Linked DNA regions of Homo sapiens: region 2 is linked to region 1. The links are chromatin loops, found by intact Hi-C in ENCODE. Cell type or tissue: IMR-90. All regions are shown on one strand.

Evidence for each region. A loop is a pair of places that touch in the nucleus more often than their neighbours do. Peaks named below come from ENCODE experiments on the same cell type or tissue, not always from the same donor. Only the 100,000 strongest peaks of a DNase experiment are listed, where the experiment ranks them.
Region 2: a loop joins it to region 1, with 2.3 times the contacts of the local background. A loop is called at or near these places in 4 of 110 quality-filtered maps.

Annotation. Positions count from the first base shown.
Region 1 is chr13:98,394,650-98,399,649 of GRCh38, reverse strand. FARP1 (FERM, ARH/RhoGEF and pleckstrin domain protein 1) reads right to left here. Exons shown (of 27, transcript NM_005766.4): 13 at 4,174-4,423. Among named protein-coding and RNA genes, the nearest start is that of FARP1-AS1, 39 kb to the left of the region's middle. In IMR-90, a CTCF peak has its summit at 2,221; no DNase peak of the experiment used is centred here.
Region 2 is chr13:98,012,995-98,017,994 of GRCh38, reverse strand. It overlaps IPO5 (importin 5), which reads right to left. Exons shown (of 29, transcript NM_002271.6): 22 at 3,781-3,953; 23 at 2,354-2,465; 24 at 2,214-2,269; 25 at 1,144-1,266. Among named protein-coding and RNA genes, the nearest start is that of IPO5, 62 kb to the right of the region's middle. In IMR-90, no CTCF peak of the experiment used is centred here; a DNase peak (open chromatin) is centred at 3,044; H3K27ac peaks cover 842 bases.

The DNA of each region.
Region 1 (5,000 bases):
GAGTCAGGAGACCCCTACACTAGCTATTGTCCTAGAAAGATTGGTTGAGAGGTCTCAGGAAACCCTTTGGAAATCTGAATGCATTCAGAAGTCTGTAATATCTGCTACCTAGTATCACACCCAACCCTACCTCTGGCCTTCCTCCACTCTTAGTTCAACTTCATGCACACGCATGCCCTTGTTAAGCTAGAATGAGATCTGCAGGCTGGGTAAAGACCTGGGGGACTGGAGTCTCCCCAAAGTCAGAAGGTTTGGAGGGTGGCAGGGTAGATGCTGCTGGCTTTTCCTGACTGAGCTCTTCACAGTGACACTGAGGAGACCACATCACCTCAGCAAACGTGCTCCACCAGGCTCAAAGAATGTATAAACGGACCCTTTGGCCAATGTTATAGAATCTTTATTAGCATAGGACAAGCTCCTCTTGAGGCAAGTAGTGACTATTCGCAGCACATCAGGATGTATGATAAACAGCCTTTAAACAAACTGTAAGCACCATTAATTACACCAGGATTGCTGCTTTTGTGAATACTGGCCAAGAAGCAGAAATTAAGTTGCTTGCCTGGTACAAAGCCAGTGAGGGAAAAACTCTATGAGCAACTCTTAAAGTGAAAAATCTCATCAATACACAACTGAGTATACTGCCATTGATCAACTGCTCTTAAAATACTTAGATAAAAATCACTGCTGTAGGAAAAAGCAAAACAAAATAATGATTGAAGCGTGTTTTGCTCGGGGATGCTTACATTTGACGATTCCTGTCATACGCTGTGTAAGTTCATACCTAGTGCTCAATCGTATTTCATTACCAGACTGCTGTATAATTAGAGGGAAAAAGAAAATTCATTTGAACAAACCACTTTCACAGATAAACCACAGGATTCCACACTTGGCTCTGTTTAACTCACACTTCACTGAACACTCATAGCAAATTGACATTTTTCCTATGTCTGAACAGATTATGCAAAAATGTGTTATAACTGCAAAACCCTCACCATATAAAAAGAAGTAGTTCTTCCCACCTATTATGGCCTGTAATTGCCTAAGTCTACTTGATCACTAGTCTCCACATCCGATTTGAATTATTAATTCATATGACTCTCCAAAATTAAAATATTGAATCAAAAAGCTCCTATTGCACCAAGATATCACAGAGATTAAAAAAGTGAAGCCTAGAGACGAGGTTACAGTTTCAGCTTTGTCATGCAATAGCTGTATTAGTTATGCAAAGTCACTTAACTTTTTCAGAAGAAATGAAGGTTTGCCCAGAAGAACCTCTGAGGTCCCTTCCAGTTTAAAAATTCTGTGATTCTGGTTAAATATATAAATTCAAAGCAAGGCGTAAATAGACTACTTCAATGAACAACTCTCAAACGATCCAACAATCAGCTTGATTCAATCAGGCACTGAATCAAATGATTAGGAAAACAAAACAAAAAAAGTCTGTATAAAAATGGATTAAGTGTTCAGACTCTTTAAAACCGACTTCTGGACATTCATGTGGACAGATATCATTTGTCAATGAGACGAGCCGATCCTCCTCCATTTTCTATGCTGCTGCCAAATTCTACTCAGTGTCCTAAGCACGCCTGGTGCTTCCCTTGTGATCGGGTCGCGTGATGAGCCCAGTGAGGCCCTGGTATGGTGGCACATCAGGGAGCTATCCTTGTTAGGACTCTTTTCAATAATTTTGTAGTTACTTAGGATCTAAAAATTTTATTCTACAATTTATCTTTTTTTTTTTTTTTTTTTCAAAAAAAAAAGTACCTAAGGCTGAAAAGTACAAATCACAGGCATCAAGAAAAAGCAGTTTGTTTGTGATGTTTTTCTTACTCTGCAAGCAAGCCAAAAATTTAGCTAACACTTTTACTGTATTCCACTAGATTCGAGACAGCCTGGGTAAGAAGTGACCCTGGCTGCCCAGTACAAACAGCTGGGAAGCCCAAGGAGCACTCAAGACCAATGAGATCAAAATCCCTAGGGTCAGGGTCCCGGCATCACTAATTTTTAAAATATCTCAGAAAATTGCAACGTGCAGCTAAGGCAGAGAAACTTCAAGTGAAAACCAGGCTCTTTAATCTAAAATGCAGGAATGCTGGGTGAAAGGCAGTGACACTGGTGGGCAAGATTTAAAAAGAAGTCAATCTCTCTCTCCTTACATTTTCTTTTTTCTGGCTCAGAGAAACATCCAAGTATCACTATTCCCAACAGAGGACACTGTTCACCAGAGTGTGAATGGTAAGACTGTGTCTGTACACCAACCAAGAGCAACCATGCTGGAAAACAGTCCTTCTCTGCGCTGTACACAATTCAAAGGCAGGCATTTAGTTTGTTGACCTACTGGTGACAACAGTGCCTATTTCAAGGTGTTGCTCTTCCCTGCATCCACACTCAATAGGATTTCAGTTTCACCAAGAGATTCTGAGAGGCAGAATTGTACTTCTTAAAACATAACAATATGATCCACCAATGCAAACCTAAACCAAACCAGCAATCCCTAGTAGATCACAATTCATGAAGATTTGACAACTTTTCTAGTATTTCACAGGAAGCCTGGGAAGCAGAAATAACCCCAAATTCTTCCCATTAAAATATTCATTATTCTTGACGAAAGATTTCACCAACATAATCTCAACTAGCTATCAATTTACATTTGGCCTTGAATAGTGCCAATTCCTCACTTCATGAGGCATGGACAAAGCAGCCCTCCTTTTAAAGAAGGGGAGAATGGGAAACCCTTTTCTGTAATCTCAAGGATGCTTCAGTTCAAACTCTCAACCAACAGGAGGGTGAGCTGCATAATTGAACATACACAGAAAATTGCCATATAAATATAACACACTATACACATGATCGGATTCATAATAAAGTGTTTCTTCCTAGCCTTCAACCAGCAAAATAAACAAGCTCCTGAGAACTTGTCATTAGGACTTGCTGTTTATCTTGCCCACCTTTTCTGGAAAGCAAGCCACTTATGTGAAGTTTTGTTTTTCTTAACGATTTTAGAAGTCAGGCAGACTCTTTCAAACATGTGCCTGTCCAAAATCTCCTCTAACAAATGTAGACTACAAATGAATGAGTCACTAGAACAGATGATCTTTAGGGAAACCCTGGTCTCGTGACCCCAGGTTGCTCGGGCTGAAGACTTGGCTCCTGGCCTCCTCACTCATCCTCCTCCTGTTCCTCACTCATCCTCCTCCTGTTCCTCACTCAAACGCAGGCCACCCAAGGACCCCCGGCTTCTCAGCAGGGACGGGGAACGCAGCACTGCGGGGTTACCAAATATGAGGGGCTGACTCCCGGGGATCAGCATCTCAGAGTCTGACTCACTGGACTCAGTCCCACTGCTGGTGGAGCCCTCGGTCACTTGCAGGGGTGCCAGCTGCCCCGCCATGCCTCTGGCACACACCGACTGCACAGCAGGGACCTTAGAGGCTGCACCCATGGGGGGTGTGCCATTAGCCAGGCTTCTACCCTCGGGAGCAGCTGCGCTGGCTTGCCCCCACTTCCCACGGCCACCAAGCCCATCCATGGCCTCCGGGGTAAATGCTACCTGGCTAAGGATGAGTGGATCTGTCTCTGACTTATTACATCTACCAGGAAGATTCCGCATGTATGGCCTTGGCGAGGTGGGGGACCAGCGTTCATAAGGAGGACCCTGGTCCGGGAGAGTGTCTTCTCCCATACTCCCCTCTCTATGGTCATGTCCATTTTCCGAAACATAGCCTTGAGACCCAGTTCTGTCCCAACTCATATTTGGACTTGAACTGCTGCTGCTGGGAGACAATGGGGTGGCCAGGGGGCTGTGACCAGCCGAGCCCTTGAACATTTCATCTATGAGAGAGCTATGCCTTGGGAGTCGAGGGCTCCCGCTCATATCAAAGGTGATGTCTGCTGAATCGTCATCAAGGAATTCTCCGGAAGGAGGCCGGGAGGACTTCGCAGAGTGCGGGGAAGCCCTACGCCCAGCCTCTCTTCGCCCCTCCTCCCTGGACAGCAGATAGACACCGCTGGTCAGATCACCCTCATAATTGTCATTTGTTTGGGACCGGGACCGGGATCGGGACCGGGATCGGGACGCTTGTTCTCTAAGAAGGTCGTATTCGCTATCTACGTCACTGCAGTCAATGAAAGGAATGGAAGTACTGCTGCCTCTGGCAGCCCGGGATGCTGGACCTGTGCTTGGCTGCGGGGGCTGAGGTTTACTCTGCTGGGTCCTATCCTTAACGACCTCCTCCTCTTCCTCCGTGGGCGCCGAGGCGGCTCCGTCCGCCTGCTTGTTACCCGCGGGGCTTCTCCTCGGCGCAGGGCTCGGGTGCGACCCCGGCTCCCCGGCGGAAACCTTCGGTTCCTTTCCTCGCCGGCAGCTCTGGCCCCCTGGAGATTCGGCACCTTCTCCAAATGTAAGGCTGGTGCTCTGCTGAGACTGGGTGGGGTGGGGAAAAAGGTGCGGAGAGATAGAGAAGAGGGAGACTGTTATTCCAAGGCTGAAAACAGAAAAGGAGAGCCAGGCAAGAACACCCGAGGCCTCTGCGGCGGGAGAACTGCCCCGGAGCTCTCTGGCCTAGCAGCAATCACGGAGGCACATCTGGGCATGATCCAGAAGGTTCCTTCAGGGCGTGGCGGCTGACAGCACTGTTCCCGGCAGCACAAGCCCGGCCCGGTCTCTGCTTTCCAGGACCCGCCGACTCATGCTGGGGTTTGCTTTGCTTTTCTTTTTTGGAGGGGGAGACAGGATCTTACTCTGTCACCTAGGCTGGAGTGCAGTGCTGCAACCACAGCTCACAGCGGCCTCGACCTCTTGGGCTCAAGCAATCCTCCCAAGTAGCTGGGACCACAGTCCTGCGCCACCATGTCCGGCTAATTAAAAAAATTTTTTTTGTAGAGATGGGGTCTCCCTGTGTTGTCCAGGCTGCGCTTGAACTCCTGGGGTCAAGCAATCCTCCCACCTCAGCCTCCCAAGTGGCTAGGACCACAGGCATGTGCCACCACACCCGGCTAAT
Region 2 (5,000 bases), 380 kb after region 1:
TAATATATTTTTTAAAAACCGAATACACAGCCAGGCGAGGTGGCTCACGCCTGTAATCCCAGCACTTTAGGAGGCCAAAGTGGGCGGATCACAAGGTCAGGAGGTTGAGACCAGTCTGGCCGATATGGTGAAACCCCATCTCTACTAAAAACCCAACAAAAAAACACAACTAAAAATACAAAAAAACAAAACAAACAAAAAAACTGAATACACATAGGCCATTATATGATGTGTTGATGTAGGTCCATAACAGAAACACATGTATCTACTACTGTGATGGGGGGTGTTAATGGTGCTGAGGCCATGCACGCACAGGGGCAGAGGCACATGGGAAATCTCTGTACCTCCTGTTCAATTTGGTTGTGAATCTAAAACTGCTTTAAAATAGGAAGCGTAGGCCTGGGCGCAGTGGCTCATGCCTGTAATCCCAGCACTTTGGGAGGCCGAGGCGGGTGGATCACTAGGTCAGGAGTTGGAGACCAGCCTGGTCAACATGGTGAAACCCCATCTCTACTAAAATACAAAAAATTCGTCGGGTGTGGTGGCGTGCGTCTGAATTGCTTGAACCCAGAAGGCGGAGGTTGCAGTGAGCCGAGATTGCACCACTGCACTCCAGCCTGGGCGACAGAGCAAGACTCCATCTTGAGAAAAACAAACAAACAAACAAACAAAAAGAAGTCTATAAAACATTTTAAAAAAATCAAATATAAGGGTGAGAGAAGGTAAAAAAAAAATACATATATATATATATATGCCCATTATCCATAATCCATGATTGCTGGTAGTACATAACAAAGATAATTGAATTATCTATGGTCCACTAAAAAAGAAGTAACCATTCTGTTTCCTTTTATTAATTTAGGAGGGCACAGATAATCTGAAATAATAAAAAAAATCACTTATATATCTTTCAGATGTGTTAGAACTGAATTGGCCTATGGAAAACCAAGTTAGGAATCTTCAAGCATATAATGAATGAGAAAATATCCAGGGTAATGCAGTCAACTTGATAAAATCAAAGATGTACAATGGAAACAATCATTTCTGAGACCCATTTTAACTTCAAGCATTAGATTTTACGTTGCAGTGAAAAGAATTCCAGGTAAACTACGCAAAACAACTATTAAGAGAGGTAACACTTACAATGAGGTTGACAATTAATGGAAGCAGCTGTTCAAACCATGGTAACACCTTTTCTTTGTAGCTACTGAATATTGAGTGTAAAATATCTGACACTTTGGTCAGAATATAAACATCATTATCATCCTAAAAAAAACATACACATAAACACTCATATGGATTAAAAAGTATATTTTCTATTATCAATAGTAACATTTATAAAAACCTTAAAAAATGCAGAAAATCAATTTCTCATTCCTGTTTTAAGGGTAAATCAAGAGTCTAGAGACCGGAGTAACCCTCAAGTGTGGGTTATCATGTCTCTTACTAATCAAAGGCCAGTCTTACCTCGAAAGACAAAGGTGTGTGGCAAGAACTGTATTTATTGCAAAGATTTTCCTTGGAACATACTTAAAATAGATGGGTTGAAAAATTATCTCTAATTTCTACATTCTGAAACAAAGGTGTTTTCACTATTTTTACTTTGTTTTCAGCAGAATAATCCTCATTTCGGGGTGGATGGTGGGGAGAATGGGGTCTCGCTGTTAGTGGCAATTTGGGCCTACAAGCATGTGGGCACCTTCAGGAAGCTGGTACTACCTACACGGTAGCACTGGCCCACCAAGTGGCCACATATGAGATGCTGGACTCTAAACACACAATGAAGTATGCTTGACAGTCCTAGGTGGTTTGATGAGAGAACTAAGTAACATGGTGAAAAAGGCCCCAGACCGTCAACAGTGTGACTCTAGGCAATCATTTAACACTGGAATTTTAGGTTACTCATCTTTAATATAGTGAAAGCACCACAAAATACAAATGGTTGTTGTGAGCAGTATGTAAATGAACTAGGTAAACCTCAAGGTGTTTTGTTGAGTGAGGTATTACAACAAAATGCACATAGCACCGAAAGACATATCAGTTTAATTTCAAATTACTTATTCATAAATTAAGAGAGGAAATATATCTGACTCCTCTGCTAAAGACTGATAATTACATCAGAATGACAAGTCACATAAATCAGAAATTGAGGCATTTACAAGTCTTTCAGATGCAAGTGGTCACGTAAGTAAGTTCCAAAGGGAATAACTTACCTCATCTTGTAGTGACTCTTCGACCTGTTCATCATAGTCTTCATCTTGTCTTTTAACTAAAACACACCCAAATAAATGTTTTAAATGATTGCCAAGATGGTCAAGGATTATATTCAGAAATAAAAGCATGGAAAACTTACCTTGTCGTAATTCTTGATTTTTAAAATGTTCTTCAAGCTTTGCTTTCAATATACCTCCCAGTTCTTCAAAGTGTTCATTATTAAGGCATCCATCTCCCATTACTTCAATGCACTAATGAGGTTGAGGAAAGAAAGCAATCCATAAGATTTGGGGTGTTTGGAGTCCAAAGTTAAACTCCACTAAGAATCATATGGAAAAATGAACACAGTTCAGTATCCTGGAAGATTATTTACATATGCTTAGCTTGTATTTGTTAGAATGACAGCATTTTAGAGATTGGAGTTAGAAAAAAATATTTTCTTTTGAACACTACTGAGCATACCTAGGTGCCAGGCATCATGCTTGGTACTGAGGATTCAAAGATGGAAAACACACACACACACACACACACACACACAACCAGCTCCTAAGGAACACAATTGCTATATCCATACTCCGTACACACAACATACAAGAACACTGAAGGAAGGGCATTAGAGGTAGAAGAAATAAAATATAGGCAAAGGTATGGAAGCATGCTGTCTTTGGAAAATCAGAAGCAATTCTGAATTACAGGAGTGTAAATAAGGACATATAAAGATGCTGAGAAACTGTAAATCTTCAATCAAGATTGGAGCAAACTAGAGTTGTGCAAAATGGGAGTGACACTGTATGAGAAAGGAAGTGACTCAATGAAGAGGAAGGCAGTGCTTGAGGAAAGGAGAATGAACTGAGAGGAAAAGAAAGGAGACATCTGGAGTAGCCCAAGTGAGGCTATTTCAATGGCATGAAAAAGAGATGGGGCAATGAAAAAAAAAAAAAAGAGAAGAATTGAGGAAAGTGTAAAGAACAGAAACTGGAGATGATACCCAAGCTTCTATAGTTGGATTATTAAGTGCAAGACTAAAATACTAGAGTATTCAGAATTTCTTCTCTTTTTCCAAAGAATGCATGCTTCCATGCTGCTGCCCATATCATTCCCTCTACCTATACTGCCCTTCCAAGGCAAATTTACCCTCTTTAAAACAAACATAATAATACCAAAATATTAAAACAAAAAATTTAACATTTTTATTTTTTAACAAATCATACACTATAGCATATAAAAATTTATTTAGCTGCCTTACATCTGCAATCCCAGCACTCTGGGAGGCCGAGGTGGATCACCTGAGGCCAGGAGTTTGAGACCTGAGGAACATCTACTAAAAATACAAAAAGTAGCCAGGTGTGGTGGTGCATGCCTATAATCCCAACTACTTGGAAGGATGAGGCATGAGAATTGCTTGAACCCAGGAGGTGGAGGTTGCAGTGAGCTGCGATTGCGCCACTGCACTCCAGCCTGGGTGACAGAGCAATACCCTGTCTCAAATTTTTTTTTTTTACTTTTAGCAAGACTAATAAATGAACATACAACCTTATACATATTTTTTAAGAGAAAAATATTCACCTTTGCAAAAGAATGCATTATTTCTGAGAGGACGTCTGAATCTGGTTCTGTACCAATGGCCTTAATTAGAGCATCACACATAAAATGCCACATCTGTGTGAGATACTCAGGACCACGGACTCTTGCACACTCCAGGAGAAGAGGCATGGATTCCGCTGCTGCCACTCGAACACGTTTCATTGTTAAGGAACCTCAAAAGACTGTTTATTATTTTGCTTAAATGTTAAAGGGTTCAATGCACTAAAAGGAGTGCTAGGCAACTTCTGTTTATCTAAGATACCCAAGAGCTTGTGTTAAATATAAAGCATGTATAAAAATAGAAAAGACATACCTCCTGTCTCCTCTGTCACCTGTAATAGTGGCAGGAATGAGTCCAGCAGCAGTGAAGGGCTGCCTATTGCTCAAATGTAAACCAAAATACAAAAATGACTATGGAAGGACCCATGACCATTAGCATGCCTTAAGCTGTACCTACCTCAAAACCTTAGGTACTATCTGTTTCTAATAAAAGCAACTGAAGTATTTCCCTGAAAAAGACCACCGAGGACCTCTTCCTATGCTGGCCTTTTCAGTTTTTAATAAAGATTAAATTGCCTTTCCCTATCTAATCTCATTTATAAAATAAGGTCTTGATAACTTCCTCTTAAAAGCAATCCCGCTTTGTCCTCTGGCATCCTGGGAAGTTAAGTCTTTGTTGGGTAAAAGCTGTCTTCTGTAAAGGATACCACTATAGGATACCGTAAAAGGAATGATGACAAACGGGCTTTGGAGTCAGACAGATCTGGGTTTGTGTCTGTCTACCACTCTCGTGTGTAAAGGCATAAAAATGTACTGGAAAATATTAATTACGGCTATCATTATGTTGAGAAAGATATTGGAACGCAGATGTGGGTGGATCACCTGAGGTCAGGAGTTCGAGACCTGCCTGGCCAACGTGGTGAAAGCCCGTCTCTACTTAAAAACAAAAACAAACAAACAAAAAATACAAAAAATTAGCTGGGCATGGTAGCGCATGTCTGTGATCCCAGCTGCTCAGGAGGCTGAGGCAGAAGAATCGCTTGAACTTGGGAGGTGGAGGTTGCAGTGAGCTAAGATCGTGCCATGCACTCTAGCCTGGGCAACAGAGTGAGACCCTGTGTCAAAAAAGAATGCAGATGTGCCAAGTGATGTTTCCCCGCAAAGGTGCTATCCACATTTGAAATGTAGGGTTCTCACTGCTA